2 separate regions of the Homo sapiens genome follow, and region 1 is linked to region 2. Evidence: chromatin loops called from intact Hi-C (ENCODE). Cell type or tissue: HepG2. All regions are shown on one strand. Links, peaks and the distances in the headings refer to the core of each region. The heading gives the core; the rest is flanking DNA. Region 1 overlaps MLYCD (malonyl-CoA decarboxylase). Region 2 holds the start of SLC38A8 (solute carrier family 38 member 8).

The links. A loop is a pair of places that touch in the nucleus more often than their neighbours do. Peaks named below come from ENCODE experiments on the same cell type or tissue, not always from the same donor. Only the 100,000 strongest peaks of a DNase experiment are listed, where the experiment ranks them.
Region 1: it touches region 2 in a loop (10-fold over the local background); 5 of 110 quality-filtered maps call a loop at or near these places.

Annotation. Positions count from the first base shown.
Region 1 is chr16:83,924,290-83,929,626 of GRCh38, reverse strand. It overlaps MLYCD (malonyl-CoA decarboxylase), which reads right to left. Exons shown (of 5, transcript NM_012213.3): 5 at 2,596-5,337. It overlaps LOC105371372 (a long non-coding RNA gene), which reads left to right. Exons shown (of 2, transcript XR_007065147.1): 2 at 1-5,337. Among named protein-coding and RNA genes, the nearest start is that of OSGIN1, 26 kb to the left of the region's middle. In HepG2, for the core only: a CTCF peak has its summit at 2,781 (motif pointing left); DNase peaks (open chromatin) are centred at 956 and 2,746; H3K4me3 peaks cover 644 bases.
Region 2 is chr16:84,041,825-84,047,139 of GRCh38, reverse strand. It overlaps SLC38A8 (solute carrier family 38 member 8), which reads left to right and starts at 4,345. Exons shown (of 11, transcript NM_001080442.3): 1 at 4,345-4,589; 2 at 4,981-5,171. The coding sequence starts at 4,983. RefSeq lists enhancers at 1,014-1,786, 2,774-3,477, 3,478-4,182, 4,183-4,886, 4,887-5,315. In HepG2, for the core only: a CTCF peak has its summit at 2,805 (motif pointing right); DNase peaks (open chromatin) are centred at 2,829 and 3,469; H3K4me3 peaks cover 840 bases; H3K27me3 peaks cover 2,120 bases.

The DNA.
Region 1 (5,337 bases), core at 1-5,000, 120 kb after region 2:
GGACTACAGGTGCTCACTGCCACATCTAGCTAATATTATTTTTATTTTTCGTAGAGATGGGGGTCTCGTTATGTTGCCCAGGCTGGTCTCCAGCTCCTGGGCTCAAGTGATCCTCCTGCTTTGGCCTCCCAAAGTGCTGGGATTAAGGCATGAGCCACCACGCCCAGCCAAAATGGACACATTTACTTATTGTAAATTTAGTAATGGCCACACAGCTCATAAGTGACGATGCCAGGCTCAGGACCCATCTCTGGGTCCTAATAAAATATTTTCTAGCCTCTGTCCTGTCTAACAATACAGTTGGAAAAAAACTGGGTACAGCTATGTTTTTATGTGCCTAAGGGTCAGCAAGATGTCAGAGATGACTGTGCATCGTATGGATGGGCTGGCACCGTCTGGATGAGTAACTGAATGCAGTCGAGTGAGATTCATAAATTACACCTGCACCATGGCAAGCTGGACTTTGTCAGGCAAGAGGCTCTTGGACTCCTGCTATCAGAGAGGAAGGACCAGACAATTCAATGACTGCACCTCTTGTCTCACCTCAGCTCTTCCACCTCTCAGACCCTGCCTCTACTCCAGTGCAATGTCTGTCTCTGTTGGTGATGCACAACCTACCTGCCTTTACAGCATTTAGATGAAGTGGCCTTTTGTTTCCAAGTTGTCAAGCGGGAGACGCAGACAGTGTTTCTTCGAGGCTTGGGGGGTGGTTGTGCGAGAGTGGACGCTAAGTCCGGGCCAACACTGAGTGCTGTATCCCAGGGACATAGGAGTCCTGCGTGTGGGTCTGCGACACGTAAGGGCCTCTCAAGCGTGGGGTCTGTGGCAGGTGCCCTCCTGCCTGGGTCTAAGGCCAGTGCCGATTATTGTTGTGAAAGCCCCACATTCCTTTCAGAAGAGGTTTGGCAATCGACTGCTTTACCATAGGTGCTGCCTTCATGATCCTGAGGTCGTGGGTAAAAATCTCCACTTTCAACCACAAGGCTGCTTTGAGGATTGCAACACTTGGGCAGCAGAGGTTTATGTCCACTGCTGGTTTCTAAGCCAGCCTGTGTCTGTGCTTGCACAGGAATGGGCAGGAGCTCTGATTCATACAGATAAAAAGCTGCAAATTATAAGAGTTTCAGACTGTTCTCTCTGTGGCTGCTGCAACTCACAGATTTTGGGAGAAGCCTGGGTATGCTGAGGGCTTACGAAGTCGAGATGACCTCACACCACAAGGTGACATGTTGGTGGTTCCAACGTGCTAATCTCTGATGCATCACACTTGTGAATTGGCCACTTCCAGTGCAGTTACAAATGAGATTTTAAGTGAAAGCTTAATAAGTATTTTGGAGCTCTGGAAGGCCTGCAGGATTTGGCTGGTCCCCAATGCCACTGTGCCAAGCAGAGGCCAGGTTCTGCTGGGGTGCCCCAACTCCTGGTCACATAGGGAAGTTCCTCCTCCCAGGACGCCAAGGTCTGGCTTCTACCTGCATGTAGCTTCTCCTTCTGGTCCCAGTGCTTATCACTGGGGTTTCCAGAACACATCTCTAAGAGTCGGGCGTGGTGGCTCACACCTGTAATCCCAGCATTTTGGGAGGCCAAGGCGGGTGGATCACTTGAGGTCAGGAGTTCGAGACCAGCCTGGCCAACATGATGAAACCCTGGCTCTATTACAAACACACAAAAAATTAGCCAGGCATGGTGGTGTGTGCTTGTAGTCCCAGCTACTCAGGAGGCGGAGGCAGGAGAATTGCTTGAACCTGGGAGGCAGAGGTTGAAGTGAGCCAAGATGGCCCCATTGCACTCCAGCCTGGGCGACAGCGCAGGACTTAGATAAACCCAGGGCAAAGTGCACTTTGCATGTCTAGAGGCAAAATTCTTCAAAGGATTGCCCAGGGTGTGAGATGTGTGATAATCTGGTGGCTCCTGGACGAAGCAATAATCTCATTTAATCCTTTTCCAATTCTTGCTCCTTTATGAGTCTTTTGAGGACTTTCTGAGTCCTCAAAGAGAAAGTCTGTTTGGTAATATACGTTTAAAAAACCTTAACATTTATTAATCCTCCCCCGCCAACCCCGATTTTTTTGAAGAGAGAAAGCAAATGTATCTAACTGAAGTTTAATGCTGTTTTGTTTTTATATTACTTTTTACTTTTAGCTTCTACTTAATAAAAAAATCCAGCTTGTATTGATGGGAGGGATATAAAAAAATTGCGACAGTGCTCAGCAAATGACTGGTGTTTGGGACCCGTGGCCTCTAGATTTAGCGGAGTTTCGATCTGTGATCTGGGCTCCATGCCTGAGACAGAAAGTCATGCCCTCAGTCAGCCCGACTTGAGACCGATGTGAAGCGACTGGAGGGGGCCCTCTGGGACATTTGCAAATGACCACGCCCCTGCTGTACTGCAAACGACGACTGGGCAAGGAGGAGCTGACCACAGGAGGCTCGGACTGGGAGCCAGAAGATTCCCCCGGGGAAGCTTCAGAAAGCAGGAAGAGCAGCTGGTTTGGGCAGTCCCAAATGCCTGCTCTAGCTCTGAGTATCGTTACCTAATCCCTGTGAGAGAGTGGGGAGCGGCTGTGCAAGTTCCGAGTGCAGGTATGCTACCTGTTAGGATTTTATTTTTTTATTTTTATTTTTTTTTGAGACGTAGTCTCGCTCTGTCGCCAGGCTGGAGTGAGTGGCGCCATCTCGGCCAACTGCAACCTCCGCCTCCCGGATTCAAGCGATTCACCTGTTAGGAATTTTAACATTCAGCGCCCAAGCGCAGAGCAGAGGAGGCTGGAGGGGCGCAACACCGCCATCTCGCGGCGACGGGGTGCACAGCGCTTGCGAGGACCCAGACTGGGATCCATCTGTCCCAGAGACTCATTTTCAGCATCAAAGTGCGTCCCTGCGCTGTCCGTAAAGAGCCTGCCATGCGGCAGGTACCGCGCAGGACTCCAGACCTGCCTTATCTTTTGAGATCCCCACAGCCCCTGAAGGAAGGGACCACTAATATCAACATTCACAGGACGAAATCGGAGGTGTCCTTGTGTTCACAGCTGGGCAGCCCACCCAGCTCAAGGGGGGACTTGGGGAACGCTGTCTAGCCTGCGAGAGGTGGAAGTGGGCTCCTGAGAAGGGCGGCCGCGTGTGGCTTCACCGTCCCCTTTTGGGTTTAAAGGGAACTTCCCCGGATGGATTAGGTGTCACGGCAGCAGTGTGAGAATGGAAGCGCCCAAGCCCGTCCCCTCGGCCAGCCCCTTCAGCTCTCTGGGCCTCAGTGTCGTCACCCGTCAAACGGGGACAGGGACCCTCCTTCCCAGTGCAGGGTGGGGTCCGAGTGAGCTAGGGCAAGCCAGCGTTCAGTGCAGGGCAACTGGGGTCTGAGTCCTTGGGGAGCTGGGCTTGGAGAAAGTGAGATCTCGTGGGCTCTGGGAGGGAGGGCCTGTGCTCTGTTCCCACACAGCACCCCCAGCGGCAGGGCTCCTTGGGGAGGCCAGACCAGGGCCAGGCGTGGCCAGAAAGACCCTGCCTTTAAGGGGCTGTGGAACCCTGGGCAAGGAGTGTACCCAAGTAACCAGCGTGGCCCCAGGCCAGGGGTCCCCTCTGCAAGTGTCACATTGGAGGGGGCCCTGATGATCTTGCAGACCCTGCAGCCACCTCGGGCCAGAAGCGAAGCAGGGTCCCTGCCCTCAGAGAGCGTCTAGTCTAGTGGAGATACACACATGAAACTGCCTTGTTTAGAAGCTACCAGGAAGGAGAGGCCCCAGTGAGAAGACGGCAAATAAAGGGGGACTGTGACCTAGTCAAGCCACCAGGGAAATCTTCCTGAGGAGAGGACGATGGATGAACTTTGGAGGCAGAGTGGGCATTGCCTGGGAGGCAGGGAGGGGAGAGCGTTTCAAGAAGAGGGAGGAGCATGTGCCACGCAGGAAGGAGGGAGGACAGGGAGTCCCAGACTGAGGGAGGACAGTGCCAGGAGGGCCTGGAAAAGCAGAGGGGAGGGTCAGGCCACAGCAGGCTTGAGAGGCCACGGAGGGGGCTGTGTGTGACAGGGAGGGTGACGGGGATGGTGGGAGGTAGGAAAGGAGAGGAGAGATGGAACCTGATTTGCATTTCACAATGACAACTCTGCCTGCTGGGGTGGAGAAGGATCTGGAAGAGTCTGGCGTAGGCAGGTGGGCAGAGCACCTGCGAGGTTAGTTAATGCACATAATCAGGAAGGAGACTTTGTAACCTGGGCCAGGGAAATGAAGAGAACAAGGCCAGTGGTCTGTCCAGGGGCCCGGGGACGGGTGGGAGGTGGGGGTGAGGGGAGCCCCAGGGATGGCACCCAGGCTTCTGTGTTACACAGTTGGAGGTGGCCTCGCCAGGAAGGAACAGCTGGAGGAGGCCAGGTTTTGGAGGGAGGGCATCTGCATTCAGCCTTGGCCGTGCTGAGCCTGAGCTGCTGCTGAGCTATGCAGGGGAAACACACAGGTATGGGGTGTCTGTGTCACCAGTGAGGGGACTGTGCAAGTGACTGTCCTAACTGAACACTTCAGAGTGAAAAGAAGCTCTGTTAACAATGATGCCACACCAGGGCCCCAGACAGGGCCTGTCCCCGGCAAACAGGGGCACTAGTGCCCTTGCTATCGGTAGTTAGGAGACAGCAGAGACACGGATGGGGGTGAGATCCTTAGAGAAGGAGGGGACTCCCGGAAGCCGAGAGGAATGGCTGACTAAGAGTGGCGGAGCACAGGTGGGGATGGCCAAGAGGGTGTGCATCTGTGCCAGTGCCGGGAGCATTTGGGAAGTGCAGTGTGGCCCACGGTGGCCCCTGGCCATTGCTGAGGGGGAACCTGGCTGGATGTACCCCCTAGGAGGTCACCGGGGGCCTCGGTGAGAGCTGGCAAGGAGAGGTGGCATCGTGAGCCACACTGGGGTGGAGACTGCAAATGGCCAGTTCTCTCTGGAGCAGCGCCGCTTAAATAAACATGGCTCTGGCATCTTTGAAGGCAGCTCTCTGGTCTTCTCTCCTGCGAAAGTGCTCAAGGAGGCAGTAACTCACGTTCAGGGGGTGCTGTCTGAGCAGCAGGAGTGAGGGCTGCCTTTCTTCAGTGAACCAAAAATATTTGCCAAGCCTCTCCTATGTGCCAGGCGATGGAGACAGATTTACGGCAACAGACGTGAGAGAACAAGCCGGGGGTTCAAGCCTCTGTCACAGACGCACGGGAGCTTCAGAAGCAAGCGCTCCTGCTGGGTGGGATACGGCCCACTCCATCTCCCCCGCTCTAGGAACTGCCTGGGCCACTCATCTCCCCTCGTCAACATGAAGAGGTGACGCCAGCTGTTCTACTCAACTGCTCCGGAGAGACACCTGCTCTG
Region 2 (5,315 bases), core at 316-5,315:
TTTCTCTATCCCTATGACATCCGTCTCCCATCCGAGGACTTTTGGTCCCTGGTAATTTCTGCAGGTGGGGCCCCTCCCACCATCTGAGAAGCTGGAGGCCGGCTCTGCTCCGACACACTGGGCTTGCTGCGCTGCTTACTAAGCAGCCTTCGTGGGCCAGGCCTAGGGCTGAGAGCTTCGGAGAAAGGAGGGGCTTCAGTCTCGGGGACAGCAGGGTCAGCGGGAGGCCCTAAGAACTGGGTGCTCTACTCTCACAGCACGGTAGACCCTCCTGGGGGAGCTTCGTAGAAATTCTGACTGCCCATAATCCCAGCACTTTGGGAGGCCGAGGCGGGCAGATCACCTGAGGTCTGGAGTTGGAGACCAGCCTGGCCAACATGGTGAAACCACATCTCTACTAAAAATACAGAAATTAGCTGGGCGTGGTGGTGCACGTCTGTAATCCCAGCTACTTGGGAGGCTGAGGCAGGAGAATGGCTTGAAGCCGGGAGGCAGAGGCTGCGGTGAGCCGAGATCGTGCCACTGCACTCCAGCCTGGGCAACAGAGTGAGACTCTTGTCTCGGAAAAAAAAAAAAAAAAAAAAAAAAAAAAAAAAATTCTGACGCCTAGTGCCGTCCCAGGCCAGTTGAATGTGCAGTTTTGCGGGTGGGCCTGGCATCGGTAGTGTAGGAAGGCCCGAGGCGGTTCTCGTGTAGCTAAGGTTCAGGATACTGTTCTAGAAGCTCCGATTTGGACCCAAGTGAAAACGGAAATTTGGATAATGGAATATGGCACACACTTCTGTTCCAACCTCAGCAGCTGCCACGTGCCACTCCTGTGCTGTGCACACCATCCACGGGCCCCTCCTGACAGCCCCAGAGAGCAGGCGCCTGTGTCCTCCCATTTCACAGGTGACTCGAGTGAGGCTCAGGCCTGAGACCCCAGAGCCAGGGTGACGATACTGTGTGCTGCAGCCGGCTAGCTCCTGAGGCCTGCCGTCATTTGTTCTCTGGAGTTTTCTGGGGTGGTGGTTGTTGTTGTTTGAGATGGAGTTTCGCTCTTGTCACCCAGGCTAGAGTTCAATGGCACGATCTCGGCTCACTGCAACCTCCACCTCCCGGGTTCAGGTGATTCTCCTGCTTCAGCCTCCTGAGTAGCTGGGATCACAGATGCCTGCCACCACGCCCAGCTAATATTTGTAGTTTTAGTAGAGACAGGAGTTTTGCCATGTTGGCCAGGCTGACCTCCAACTCCTGATCTCAGGTGATCCACCTGCCTCTGTGTGAGCCACCGGGCCTCTCCAGAATTTTCTAACGGACATGAGCAGAAAGGTCTGGGAAACGATCAGAGGCCACTTTGTTGTGAAAGTTCCTAGGCCTGTCACCTGACACGGACTCTGGGGTCCTCAAGAGCTCCCTTGGTGAGGTGGGTCCCCGCAGCACAGCGGGGGAGAGGCCACCCCAGGCTGGGCGCTCTTGTGCAGGGTGCCGTGTGCAGCGTGGGCCACGGCCGACAGCATCCACACGGGCACCTCCGTGTGGCCTCCTCGTGCTCCTGCTGCACTGGAGCCAGTGTCAGGTCTGGGTGGGCTGGGCCGACTAAGCAGAGGGTGGCCGCCCACCCGCCTGCCCGCCCGCCCACCGGCTGCAGATGCAGCCCAGTAGGGCGCCCCTCCACAGCTCGGGAAAGGTCACGCAGCCCTGTGATGCCGGCAGAGAGTGGATATCAAAGCCCCTCCGAATTAAGAGGTTTTCCCCATTGCCTGGAATTTCACAGCCCAATGGCCAATTTCTAAGTCATGCACGTTAATGGGCCGCTAATGAGGGACCCACCGGCAGGGACAGGGAAGTGTCCCCCCAGCCCCCGAGCGGAGATTAAGGACTGCAAAGCCCCCAGCCGCTGCTGAAGGGCCCTTTATCTCCTTTCTCAGGAGGCTGGATTTGGGGGGAAGCGGGAATGACTTGGCCTCTTTGGCAGGCCTCGGAGAGCTGTGTGAATACTGCGTGTGGTCCCCGCCCTCTCCCAGCCTGGGTACTGCACGGGCCCTGCCTGCGGTGTCACCCGCAGCCCCCTCCTTCCCTGCTGTGTCCAGTGCCATCTCCACATGGTTTAGTGACCCTCCAGCGAGTGGGACACAAGAGTTTAAGCCTTTTCCCAGCTCAGCGCTGACCTAGGTCTCTATCCTAGGGAACCCCAGTCCCCGGGGCCCTTCCCGGGAGCACTGGCTCATGCACCTGCCACTGGGAGTCTCCACTTCCCAGAACATCCTCCCAGCCCTTCACCAATGGTGCACAGATATCCCCTCAGCCCCCACACTTTCTCCAGGAAGCCCCTCCAGATTCACCTCCATTCTTGGGTCTCGTAGTCCGGTCCTCCCATTGGGCTTGGGTGGCTTGTCTCTTCTTGAGCTCCCCACGGGACCGTCCCCTTCTCTGGAGGAGCCTTCTCTTTCACCTTTGAGCTCCAGTGCCTGCATACAGTAGGCACTCAGTGTTTGTTGAATGACTGATGAGAACTCAAACAGATCTCAGATGTGAGGGGTGTAGTGGGCTGAATGGTGGCCCCCAGTAGAGAGATTTATGCCACGCCCTGGAACCTGTGACTGTTAACGTTATTTGGAAAAAGGGTCTTTGCAGATATAAGTAACGATCTTGAGATGGGATCATCTTGGATTATCTGGGTGGGCCTTTCTGAAAAGAGAAGACACAGAGGAGAAAGCTTGGGAAGATGATGCTGGCAGAGACGGCAGCAATGCAGTCACAAGCCAGGGAGTGCCTAGGCCCCCAGGAGCTGGAAGAGGCAGGAAGGATCCGCCCTCCATGGCCTCCAGAGGGAGCATGTCCCCATTGATACCTTGACCAACTTCTGACCTTCAAGACCATGACAGAATAACTTTCTATTGTTCTAAGCCCCTGAGTCTGTGTTGGCAGCCTCAGGAGCGTAATACAGGGGAACAATCAAACGACGTTTCCTTTCCTCTCTTTTCTGGCATTTGTGTATTCATTCATTCATTCATTCATTCTCTCACACACTCATTCAGGCACTGTCAGAGTCCTTGTGGGGCAGGAGGCCGTGTGACATTACAGCCTCTGAAAGGAGCCTGACTCAGGGTGAATCCCAGCCTTGTTGCTTGCCAGCTGTGATGCTCTGAGCCACGTGCTCCACCTGCCTGAGCCGAGTTCCTGCTTGGTGCGGGGTGGGAGTTGGGGGGAACAGTGGGGACACCCGCTCAGGAATCCGCGTGAACTCATCCAGGCTAGGTTCTCAGCAGCACATTTATGCAGCAGTGGCGTGAATGTCATCCGGGTCATTGTCCAGCCTTGAGCTCCGGGACTGCAATCCCGGCTCCCTTTCACTTGCCCCTGCTGAGAAGCCAGCCACTGACTCTGCTGGTTGGGCATTTATGGAGCAGCCATTGTGTGAGCCACAGAGTTTGGAACCTGCCTGCTCATCAGGAGGTAACAGGAGTCGGGGGTTGAGACCATTAGAAACCACATCAAAAAGAAGCCTTTGGGGCTGATCTGGTGTCGGACAGATAAGGACTGATTAGATGCAGCGGGGGGAGGGGTTCTGGGCATTGAGGATATTTAACTGAAAGCAGTGCTTCTCAGCGAGGGGCCGAACCAGCGGCATTGGAGTCACCTGGGAACCCGTTAGAAAGGCAGGTGCCCAGACCCCGCCCCGGAGACACTCAGTCAGAAACAGGGGCTGGGGCCTGGTGTTCTGTGTTTGAACAAGCCTTCCAGTGGATTCTGATGCAAACTGGAGTTCGAGAATGCGGGTGAGAGGGAGCCTGGGTTCCAGGAATAAACAGTCAAATTCCGGATCTGAGCTGCATGTGCCAGCATTTTCCGGAATGGGGCCGTCTCCGATATTCTGTCCCCTTAGCTGACCCCGTATCAGTTTGGAGAGATGTGTCATCACTCAAGCGTGGCCTAGGGACCAGCAGCCGCCGCCTCCCCCAAGCGTTCAACAAGCCCCGTCTCAGGTGACTCGTGTGCATGGGATTAGCTCTGAGACGCACCTGCTGGAGTTGGGTGGAGGAGGTAAAGGAAACCACCTAGGAGGCAGCACCTGCGGACGGTGGAGCCTGTTCTGCAGAGGAGGAGGCTGGGCTCAGGGCACTTTTCACGCCCCCTCCGTTGGGCTGGGGACCTTGGAGAGGTATGTGAGGATGGAGGCGCTGCAGAAGCTGCCATGAGATCATGGTGCCTGCTCCCCTGCCCCGTGTGGCTCCCAGCTGAGCTCCCTGTCACCCTCCAGGGCAGCTGAGAAAGCTCCACCCCCGGGGCCGGGCCTGCAGGGGGCTGGGGAGAGGCGGGAGTCTTAAGCCTTCCTTGCTCAGGTCAGAAGTCTCAAAAGCTGCAAATTCTTGGGACCCATGGCCCTGACCACTTGTTGCTGTCCTCTTAGGTGTGGAGGGGCCTGACCCTGACACATACTCGCTAGGGCTCCTTTAGTTAATGACTCACTCACCCCTGGCCAAGCTCGAATCTTGCTTCTCCCACCCCTCTGGCCCCAAGAAATGCAACTGAGCCACCTGGAGTAAGCCCGAGTCCCATCCCCAACAGCCAAAGACTGTCCGGCACCTTAAAAGTTGGATTTGGTGGTAAGGACCAGGAACTGGGGGTCTGTTTGTACAGAAGTTTGGCTGGAAGCAAAGGGAGTGGATGGGAATGGGGGGAGAGAGGATTGATGGGGATGAGGAAGGTTGGGGGTTTGGGAGAAGAGAGGGAGGGGGAAGGGGTGAGGTTGCCTTGGGGTCTAGTGGGAGGGCAGGAGTGAGAATAATGTGGGTAGGGAATGGGAGACGAAGGGGGACTAGAAGTCGTGGGCAGATGCATGCAGCACCCTTTGGAAAGGGGGAGCTGACGCCAAGGAAGCGGGCAGGAGCGGCTCAGGGAGCTCTCACTGAGTTGGGGAGACAAATAAGGATATCGAGAACTTAGGGAGGAAAGCGTGAAGACTGTGCTTTCTCTCCACCCCTCTGCCGCCTCTAGCCATGGAGGGACAGACCCCAGGAAGCAGGGGCCTTCCAGAAAAGCCTCACCCTGCCACGGCTGCTGCCACTCTGTCCTCGATGGGCGCTGTCTTCATCCTCATGAAGTCCGCGCTGGGAGCTGGCCTGCTCAACTTCCCCTGGGCCTTCTCCAAAGCGGGCGGAGTGGTCCCTGCCTTCCTGGTGGAGCTGGTAAGTCCCCGGGAAGTGAGTCCTGGGGACGGGTACGAGGTGGCTTTGGCTTTTCTGGGTGGGGTTCCTCGCATTGCTTCTGCGGAGTTGCGTGTCCTGTAAGCTATAGCTTCGGGGTTTTATTTTCTATCCCGCTCAGCTAAT